2 separate regions of the Homo sapiens genome follow, and region 2 is linked to region 1. The links are chromatin loops, found by intact Hi-C in ENCODE. Cell type or tissue: PC-3. All regions are shown on one strand. Links, peaks and the distances in the headings refer to the core of each region. The heading gives the core; the rest is flanking DNA.

The links. Peaks named below come from ENCODE experiments on the same cell type or tissue, not always from the same donor. Only the 100,000 strongest peaks of a DNase experiment are listed, where the experiment ranks them.
Region 2: a loop joins it to region 1, with 2.9 times the contacts of the local background. A loop is called at or near these places in 1 of 110 quality-filtered maps.

Annotation. Positions count from the first base shown.
Region 1 is chr5:72,608,474-72,613,861 of GRCh38, forward strand. All of the region lies in intron 7 of TNPO1-DT (TNPO1 divergent transcript), which reads right to left. Among named protein-coding and RNA genes, the nearest start is that of ZNF366, 100 kb to the left of the region's middle. In PC-3, for the core only: a CTCF peak has its summit at 2,837 (motif pointing right); no DNase peak of the experiment used is centred there; H3K27ac peaks cover 1,212 bases.
Region 2 is chr5:72,786,784-72,792,171 of GRCh38, forward strand. The region is part of intron 2 of TNPO1-DT (TNPO1 divergent transcript); the gene reads right to left. Among named protein-coding and RNA genes, the nearest start is that of TNPO1-DT, 27 kb to the right of the region's middle. In PC-3, for the core only: no CTCF peak of the experiment used is centred there; a DNase peak (open chromatin) is centred at 2,258; H3K27ac peaks cover 1,695 bases.

The sequences.
Region 1 (5,388 bases), core at 213-5,212:
CCTGGAGCGTTGCCATGGAAAGCACTCACAGCTGCTGAACCAAAGTCAGGCTGTTTTCAGATTTGAGTCTGGCTGCTGGCTGCTGCATACTATCTGTGGCCAGGCTTTCTGAATGATATTCAAAAATTACCAACACACACACACACACACACACACACACGCACGCACGCACACCAAGAAAAAGAAATCAACTGAGGAACAGCTTCCCATGATAGTCTATTATTTTTTTCTACTCATTTTGATAAAATGTGACATTTGAAATTTCAAAATAAATAATCATAAAATCTGCTTTCTTGTGCAGCCTATGTGCAGGGTGGCCAACATAATACATGGAGCAATTAGAAGAAGTAAATAAGAAAGAGGAGTTTGAAAGGAGGAAAACTGTTTTACAGTGCAGGTTCTATTCCAGTAATAGACCAAGGATCAATACAAGGACATAGATAATTGATTTACAGGTAAACACACGACTTTAAAATGGTGTTTTCTGCAACAACATGGATGAATTTTAAAAATATTAAGCTGAGCAAAAGAAATCACAAACAAAAGAGTATCTGCTCTGTAGAACCATTTATATGAAGTTCAAAACTAATTAACAGTGATAAAAGCCAGAATTGTGTTTGTCTATGGCAGGATAAGGGGTGAATTAACCAGAAAAAACCATGACAGAATATTGTGGAGTGATGAAAACCTTCTGTTTCTTGATTTGGGATATAGTTACATGATTTAACACCATCAGTAGTATGCTGAGTCTGTCTCTTACACTCCTGAGGGTAGAATTTTTGTAAGCCGATTGTTAAACCATCGCTAGCTTAAAATCAGCTATGGTGGGAGTATTTAAACCATGCAAACCAACAAATGCTACAAATCAAGTTTGGGTCTTTCTGCAGAGGGCCACTTTACCAGCATACCCTTGAATACATTTGTCCAGCTTCATCAAAGTATACACTTAAGATTTATGAATTTTAATGTGTATAAAATTACCTCAATAAGGCACTGGTAGCAAAGAAGAAAAAAAGGATAAAATAGTGTCTTCAGTTAGTGAACCAGTCTAGTTGTTCATTTGTGACTTTCATGTCCTTATGTGCCGTTTCAAGCCTTCATGAGTTCCATTTTCTAAAATTGAGGCTCACCACGATCGTAGTAAATAGCTGGCTTGACACTGCGTACTCTGTGAGCCGCTGAGCTACATTTGAATTAGGTATAGTGAATTTTAATATAATCTGTGTCCTAATTTTTACCACCTCTCTTAAAATATCCTTACATACGTAAAGTATAGGCCCATCCTTCTTTTTAAAAAAGTTTCATATGTTAAAGTCTTTATATGTCAAACACAGCAAATATTATATTACTGCATATAAACTTAGTTCACCATTCTTTTTAATTGAGTAAATCCCTATCACTTTTATGCTTTATTTTCATTATCTTTTGTTTTATGGGTTTTTTAATACCTGTAAAAAGAGCTATGGCTATGTTGAATTCAAATAACACAAAAGGCTAAAAAGTCTTTCCCTAGACTCTATCCCAAGTCCTACTGTTTAAAGAGAGCAACGGTTGGCTGGGCGCGGTGGCTCACACCTGTAATCCCAGCACTTTGGGAAGCCGAGGTGGGCGGATCACGAGGTCAAGAGATCAAGACCATCCTGGCCAACAGGGTGAAACCCCGTCTCTACTAAAAATACCAAAAAAAATTCCTGGGTGTGGTGGCACGCCCCTATAATCCCAGCTACTCGGGAGGCTGAGGCAGGAGAATCGCTTGAACCCGGGAGGCGGAGGTTGCAGTGAGCTGCTATCGTGCCACTGCACTCCAGTCTGGCAACAGAGCGAGACTCTGTCTTAAAAAAAAAGAGCAATGGTTAAACATTAGGATATAGCTGTCCAATCTTTTTCTACATTTATATTATACACAAATCAAAATACATATACACACATGCTACACTTTTAAAAAACAAAAATAGGATTATGTATAATGTTACACAACTCGGTCTGTTTATTTTATCTTCCATGCTCATCTTTCCATGTCAGTGTAGGTGAGCTCTACCTAAGAAAAGCTTCGTAGGTACCACTACTTATTTAATCAGTCTCCTCCTGCTGAACTCTTAGACTTTTTCTAAACTGTCATCATTACAAAATTCCTACAATGAACACCCTTGTGTTAAGTTGAATCATTTCAAATTGCTGTTTGTGTATATCAAAAAATGGTTGAATAGCAGTAATTTCAAATGGGTCATACTATACATTTGTATTTCTATAGGATACACTTCTTGAAGTGGGATTGGTGCATCAAAGAAGATGTGCATTTTTATTTTGATGACTACTACTACACTACCCACCTCATAGATATGCCAATTTATACTGTGCTCATTCCCCATGCCCTTGACAATAATAAAAGCTTTCAATCTTTTTAATTTTTGCTAGAAGATTATGCCTCCGTGTTTTGCTTTGCTTTCTTTCCTGATGATTGAGGAGGCTGAATATCTTTTCGTATGCATACTGCACCCAGGACACTTAAAACATCATTTGATTCTCCCACAATCCTCCAAACACACTCCTATTTACAAAAAGAAAATCAAACCTCTTTTTGAGAGAATTAAAGAACAGATGCCTATCGTTAAAAGGATTCCTTTTAGGAAGCTGGGACGGATTATTTTTCTGCCTTCAAATTTCTATTCGTTTCTGTTACTGGACACACAAACATGTATTGTTTTTGCCTAGAGCGAACTCCTTTGACCTCACTCTTCTGTTTTCTGAATTTGAATCACTTGGAAAATCCACTGGGCTTTGGATCTGAGAAGCCGACACTGGGCTCTGGGCAAAGCTGTGGGCTTTGCAGCCTGCCAGCAGGGGGCCTCTTCAGCTCTGAGAGGCCTCCTGGCCAGAGCTCCATTTCCTCCCTCCTAAACAAGCTTCTCCCCAGCGCAGAGAGGCAGTTGCTGGCTTCCACTTAGGCAGGATAATTTAGTGAATGAAAGTCGTTTGGCTTCCACCATAGTAATTAGTATGCAAATTACCAGTATATTACCTGCAGAGTCATAAATTACATTGACAGACTTAATATTCACAGATTCAACATTCCAGTGAGGGTAATTTTTCTATTTTTCAATAGTTGTAGACCAGGCCGATCCACCACCTTATTGAACTGTTATGCATTAAATCAACAGTTGAAAAATTAAGCATTTTCCAAAGCATTTTATTATGCATTTATTTCTTTCAGTAGGCAGTCAAGTGGAACATTAAATATGCAGTGTGTCTAAGAGTACTAAATGGCTGGTGAATACATTTAAGCCTAAAACAGTTTTTTTGTAACTTAAAAAAAGAGACACAACACAGGAAAATCTATATCATAATACAATCTATTGAATCTTTGCCAACACCATTAGAACCAAATATTTTCTAGCTCAGGTTCCCGTAAGTAAGAGGAATCATTAATCCCCAATAAGTGGTTCAAGCTAATGCTGCTCACAAATGGAAAATGGCTGGCCCATAGGAAAGGGGTGCAGTGAGTCCACGTAGGGGTGGACAGGGTCAAGTCTCATCATGTCAACATGATCTTTCCTTCTTCTATTCACCCAAGAGACCAACTGAGCCCGTATTCTGTGCCAGGTCAACAAGATGATTCCTGCCTCCAGGGGATTTAAGGACAGTTAGAGTCAAAGTCTCTTAGCTCAGCCCCTGCTGATGGACAGCATGGTGAGCACTAATCATTGAAGAGTCATGGGGAACACCCAGCACCTTTTCTACGTCCAGCCTCAAAAGCCACTGGAAAGTTAGTGAGACTCAATAATTCCTTCCTCCAGTTCCTCTCTGCACATTCCTACAAAATAAAATTACCTTTGCTTTAAGAGTCTAACATTACTATTGAGGCCATTGAAGGACATATTTATTGATGGTTTCAACAAGGAGATCTGAGAAAGGTGACTAGAGATGGTTAGCAGGAATGTACTGAGAGACACCCATTCACAGATGTGCAGATAACGCCAAATTGCAAATAAACCAGGTGGCTGATGTCTGACATTTGGTCCTTAACTTTAGAAAGTACTTAGCATTTAGAATACCATCCTTCAAACCAAACAAAAGAATTATCCTACGGAGATAGAAAAAGGCAGGGGAAGAAAACCACTTTGCTGCCACAGCTTGGGCCTGCAGTGGCTTCTGTGTCCCCACACTGTATTTGAGGATGGGCATCACCACTTCAAATTCTGGGGGAAGAGCCCCTTGGCCCTGGTTTTCTACTCTCTGTAACCAGCTCACACCTTTCTTTGTGGAGCTATGATCGGCTGAGGAAATGAATTGTTTTCAAAGAGTCTTTCTGAAGAGTGAGCCAAATGGAAGTAGGACAAGATATCTCAGTTAATGTGGGGGTCCGGTAAAGAATGTGCAATTCAAGCCTCCTACCCTGTAACATTTCTCAGGGTTGGAGGTTGCATGCTATGAAGGCTGGAAGAAGTCAGAACATAAGGCAGGAGTTGAAAACAAATGTGCATCGTGTACTTCTCCAAAAGCCACAAATATATAATATCATCTACAGGGAGGTTTACTGTAACATTAGCCTGTCTTGTGATCACTCATTCAGTAAGTATTTACTGAGTGCATATTATGTGCTGACACTGTCTTCTATCAAAATTTTTCTCTTAAATGTCAGCATAGAATCTCATACTTTATTTTATAATGCATTTTTAAAACTGCCAGATTATTAGTATGAACTTTAAGAGCAGAAAGTGCTTACTCACCAGAGAATAGGCCTTTTAAAAGTTGATTCATTTTTTAATTGAAAAATAAAAGTTGTACATATTTATCATGTACAACATGATGTTTTAAAATATATATATATTGTGGAATGGCTACATTGAGCTGATTAACATATGCAGTACCTCACACAGTTATCATTTTTGGGGGTAAGAACACTTAATACCTACCCTCTTAGCAATTTTCAAGACTATAATACATTGTTATTAACCATAGTCACCATGTTGTACAATAGATCTCTGGAACTTATTCTTACTATCTGAAACTGAAATTTTGTATCCTTGGAACAACTTCTCCTCAACCCTCTTCCCCCTCCACCACTCCAGCCCTGGTAACTATCATTCTACTCTGCTTCTCAGAATTCAACTTCTTTAGATTCCAAATATAAGTGAGAGCCTGCAGTATTTGTTTTTCTGGGCATGGCTGATCTCGCTTAACCTAACGTCCTGCAGGTTCATCTATGTTGTTGCAAATTACAGGATTTCCTTCTTTACTTAAGGTGGAGTAGTACTCCACTGTGTATATATACCACATTTTCTTTACCCATCCAACTATTGATGTACCTTAGGTTGATTCCATATCTTGCTTACTGTGATACTACTGTGTGAACATGAGAGTGCAGATATCTCTTTGACATACAGGTTT
Region 2 (5,388 bases), core at 115-5,114, 180 kb after region 1:
CATAGAACTAAGCATTAGAGACAGTAACTCCAAGTTTATTTTTGGAAAAGAAGAGGAAGAAAAAGATAGTATCAGTATGATTAACAGCTTGATCTCTGGATTCAGACAGTTCCTGGCTCCTCCACTTATGAGCTGTGTGACCTAGGGCAAGCGACTAAACTTCTCTAAGCTTCTGTGTTCTCATCTGTAAAATGATGATAATAAATAATATCTACTTTATATGGCTATTGAGAGGATTAAAAGCAATAAATTACGTAAAGAGCTTAGCATAGTTCCTGGCACATGGTATACAACTAATAAATGTGATATACCACTTTTGTAACTAATTTTTTTAAGTATGAAAAGACTTTATGCTAAAATACATAATATGCCTTTCTTTCCTTGTTTCAATTTGTTTCTGCATAAATAAAAATTATTTTTAATATTTTGAAAACATTTACAACACAAAAAATCTTAGCGCTTCACAGCCCTTTATGATAAAAAAAGGTTGATAATTGTGTTAATATATTTATGATAAGAAACAGCTTTACTTGGATAAGGTAACAAGGATGGACCTGTGAGGTCAAAGAAATGTATGAGTTCATTAAGTGTGGCTTAAGTATCCAGGGAAGGTGGTTATTTATACTCCTAAAGAGTTCATACTCCAGCAACTCTCAGTACATCTAATGACATAATATATGGAGACACGGACCGCTGTGGGAGAAAATGATGAAGTGTCCATTTGGGACAGGGCCTCCTTATTCTCATGAATTGCTCAAATATGTGGGGACATAGGACTGCAAAAGGACAAGTAATACTTTTATGAAGTCTGTGACCCATACCATTCATTGCACCCTGGGAAAAGGAAAGAAAAGTTCTGAACAATTCTGTTGAGCAATTACCTATTGAATGAATATGCCATAATATATTTAACCATTCTCCTACTGTGGAACATGTAGTTTTCCCCCATATTTTTTCCTTTTACCTCATAAATGATGATGCCACAAGCATCATCTTTGTATATAGAGCTCTTTTCCTCCACTGAAGCAGCATGCTGCAATGATAGTGAGGCCACACCCTGGAGCCATACTCTCTAGCCTCAAATCCCAGCTCTGCCATTAACCAACCATGTGATCTTAAGCAATTTGTTTAATCTTTGTTTCCCTCAGTTTCCTCATGTGTAAAATGGAGATAATAAAATTCCCAGTTCATATGGCTGCTATGAAGATTAAATCAGTTAACATATGAAAGGCACTTAGAAAAGTGTCTGGCATTAATTCAGCATGTAGGATTCAGCATCTAGGTGGTACCTAGAGATGCTCCTTGACACTTACTATGGGGTTACATCCTGATAAATCCATCATAAATTAGAAATCTCCATGGTTGAAAGTGTGTAACTGCGAGTTTCCACTTGTTTCTGTTGCCCAGAATGAATTTTTATTTTTATACTTTATGAATTTTCTAATTCATTACCTTATTGTTTTTAAAGTGAATTTATTTAATTGCTACTGAAGGTGTTTCGTAAGTTAAGTGACTATTTCCTCTTATTTGAATGCTGTTAGTGCCCTTTTGTTTTTAGGGGTTTGGTGTTAGGCTTTAGTTTTTGTTTTGTTTTGTTTTGTTTTTTGTTGTTGTTTTCTTATTTGTTTGTTTTGAGACAGAGTCTCGCTCTGCTGCCCAGTCTGGAGTGCATTGGCACAATCTCAGCTCACTGAAACCTCCACCTCCTGGGTTCAAGCGATCCATGCCTCAGCCTCCTGAGTAGCTGGGACTACAGGCACTCACCACCACACCTGGCTAATTTTTTTTGTATTTTTAGTAAATACAGGGTCTTTCCATGTTGGCCAGGCTGGTCTCGAACTCCTGGCCTCAAGTGATCCTCCTGCCTTGGCCTCCCAAAGTGCTGGGATTACAGGCATAAGTAAACATGCCCGGCCAGGCTTTAGTTTTGACTAAAGACTGACATATTCAAAATTTCGTTACTTCATCTGTCATATTTAGTACAAGTAATTCTCTCAGTCTCTTGTTTTCTTTTTAAGCTCCTTTTATTGTTTTTCACATTATAGATATTTTAAATGTTTGTATAGTTATGTGTGTCCATCTTCTATTTTTTCATTTCTGATTGCTCTCCTCTTATCTTCTTATTTTGTTACAATTTGGTTTGTTAATATTTAACTTCCTGTAGTTTTCTCCTAAAGGGCAGAGACTCTGTTAATCATCATTGTATCTATATGCCTAGCCCAGTCCCAGCATGTAATGAACTACCAATAAATATTTGTGGAATGAATGAGTAAGTGAAGGAACAACTGAATTGGCCCCAGCAGTCCACAGACCACACCCACTTGAGATTACATAATAAGGTCACTTTTTCTTTAATAGCCAACTTATAAAAACTATGAACTTGCATTCCATAGGCTACAAAAAAACTATTCTTCCGGAGGATTTCCTTCCCATGGATCTGTTAAATGTTCCACTAAATCAGTACTACATTTGTCACCGCTATTAGAGTCCAGCAAGTCACTTCTGCCATCAGATAACCAGCTTCTCTAGAATACTACTCGCCCTATGAGTTATTCTCCAAGCATAGACTCTGATCCCTCCCTTAATTATCTAAAGCACAGGTAACACATGAATAAAACAATTAACAAAAATGTACTGCAAACTTGGGTATGAAAGAAGTACAATGCAGGCTGGGCACAGTGGCTCATGCCTATAATCCCAGCATTTTGGGAGGCCAAGGCAGGTGGATCACATGAGGCCAGGAGTTGAAGACCAGCCTGGCCAACATGGCAAAACTCTGTCTCTACTAAAAATACAAAAATCAGCTAGACATGTCAGTGCACACCTGTAGTCCCAGCTACTTGGAAGGTTGAGGCACAAGAATCGCTTGAACCTGGGAGGTGGAGACTGCAGTGAGCCGAAATCGCACCACTGCACGCCAGCCTGGGTGACAGAGTGAAACTCTCAATGCAGTATAGATTCCAACAACTACTGGAAGGAGTTACTTTGGGAACACAATGTGGCAATGGCCAGCTCACCCCACCAACAGAAAATCGCCAGGCATCTCCACACACTGAAACACTGGCCCTAAGAACCGCTGTGGTGGGAGTATGTGTGTGTGTGCAGAGAGGAGAAAGAGATGTAGAGACAGACGAAGAGATTCAGAGAGATATCTTTCCTCTTCAAATCCATGCCCTGCTTCTTTTGGCTGTTGCGAAGATTAAATGAGTTAAATTAAATAATTGACAGTGGGAGCACCCACTAATGCAGAGTACGGTCTGGCTCCTATGGCCAGACAGGCAATGATAAAGGTCAGCAGTACATTTTACAAGTCTGAGTTATTCTGTCTTAAATACCACTATGTGAAAGGCACCAGTGCTCCAAATCCAGGTGGTATTATACCAATCCTAGTCCCCTGATTCCCTTTCACAATTTTTATCTCCATAATAAAGAGCTGAGATCTACACAACACTCTTGGCATGGTCCAGTGAGACAATCTCCTGTTACCAATTACTTAGACAAAACTCTCTCTCTCTCTCTCTCTCTGACTCTCTCTTCCAAAATAAATAAACAAACAGTACTTTGCAAGGACAATTCAGCCAAAATCCAATTCTAAGGCTACATATTTTCCCCCTCTGATTTTGAAAGGATATACACAAGCCACTAAACCCAATTTATACTTCTAAACGAAACTTGTCAGCTTACTAGAAACTTCAATCTCCTCAAAAAGCAACAAGTGAGTACTTGCTCTAGATGTGTGTAATTCAAAAGGCCTATTCTGGTAATTCTCCCAAAACAAAGAAAGCCTGCTCCAAAGATGAATCAATGACTCCATCTTTATTAAAAAAAATATCTGGCAACTTTTAAATGATTTAATGCCAGGTTTCCAAAAAAGTAAAGTCCTGATGTGCAGCCTCTTGCAGAATGAATAAAGTAGTGTGAGGTGAAGGTCCAAGTTAAAGTTTTTGCATATTAATATCTGGTTGTCTTAGTCCATTTTCTGTTGCTATAGAAAAATACCACAAACTGGGTAATTTATAAAGAAAAGAAATTTGGCTGGACACAGTGGCTCATGCTGTAATCCCAGCACTTTGGGAGGCGAAGGTTGGGAGGATCACTTGAGCCCAGGAATTTGAGACCAGCCTGGGCAACATAGTGAGACCCCACCTCTACCATAAAGAAAAATTAGCCAGGTAGTCCTAGCTCCTTGGGAGGCTGATGTGGGAGGATCACTTGAGCCCAGGAGTTGAGGCTGCAGTGAGCCATGATCGTGCCACTGCACTTCAGCCTGGGTGACAGAGTGACCCTGTCTCAAAAAAAAAAAAACCAAAAAAAAGTGTATTTCTTACATTTCTGGAAGATATGAAGTCCAAGGTTGAGAGGCCAGCATCTGTCAAGGGCCTTCTTTCTGTGTTATCCCATGGTAGAGGGCAGAAAGATAAGAGAGCATGTTAGCAAGCAAGAGATCAAACTTGAAGCCTCAACTCCTTTTTATTCAGCAGTAATCCATTCATGAGGGTGGAAAATAAACATCTCCCATTAGGTCTTATCTCCCAACATTACTGCATTGAGGATTAAGTTTCCAACCCATGCTGTTTGTTGTTGTTGTTGTTGTTGTTGTTTTTAGAGTCAGCGTCTCACTGTCACCCAGGCTGGAGTGCAGTGGCTCACTGAACCCTTAAGCTCTAGGCTCAAGCAATCCTCCTGCCTCAGCCTCCCAAACAGCTGGGATGACAGGTATGAGCTACCATGCCCTGTTGGTTTTCTTACTAGTTCTTAAATCATGGTTCTTTTCTTAATTACTTCATTACTTGCATAAGCTGACTTCATCATATCTTTAACATCTATGTAAACTAGGCTATCTATCTGTTCAATTACCTCTTCATTTTTTAAACTCATTCCATATCATTTCCACTCATTTCTTTTAAAATCCTAGTATCTAACAAGAATAGTTCTTCCTTATAATTTTTCTTCTCTTAGAGTACTATATGAAAATTCTGCCCATTTATTTTGGAAAACAGTTTTGGAATCATTTTATTGAGTTCTATAAAGTATTCTTTGGTTTTTAATAGGAATATGGTAAATCTATACATTAATTTGGGAAATATTTTCTTTACTATTCATAGTCATACTATGTCTTTGCTTTCATTTGGGTTTTTAAAAATTATTTCATTTAAGTTTTTACATTTTTGTGAACCCCAAAAATCTGAGACAGGTCTCAGTTAACTTAGAAAGTTTATTTTGCCAAGGCTGAGGACACATGCCCGTGACACAGCCTCAGGAGGTCCTGATGACATGTGCCCAAGGTGGTCAGAGTACAGTTTGGTTTTATACATTTTAGGAAGACATGAGACATCAATCAACATAGGTAAGATGAACATTGGTTCCATCTAGAAAAGGCAGGACAAC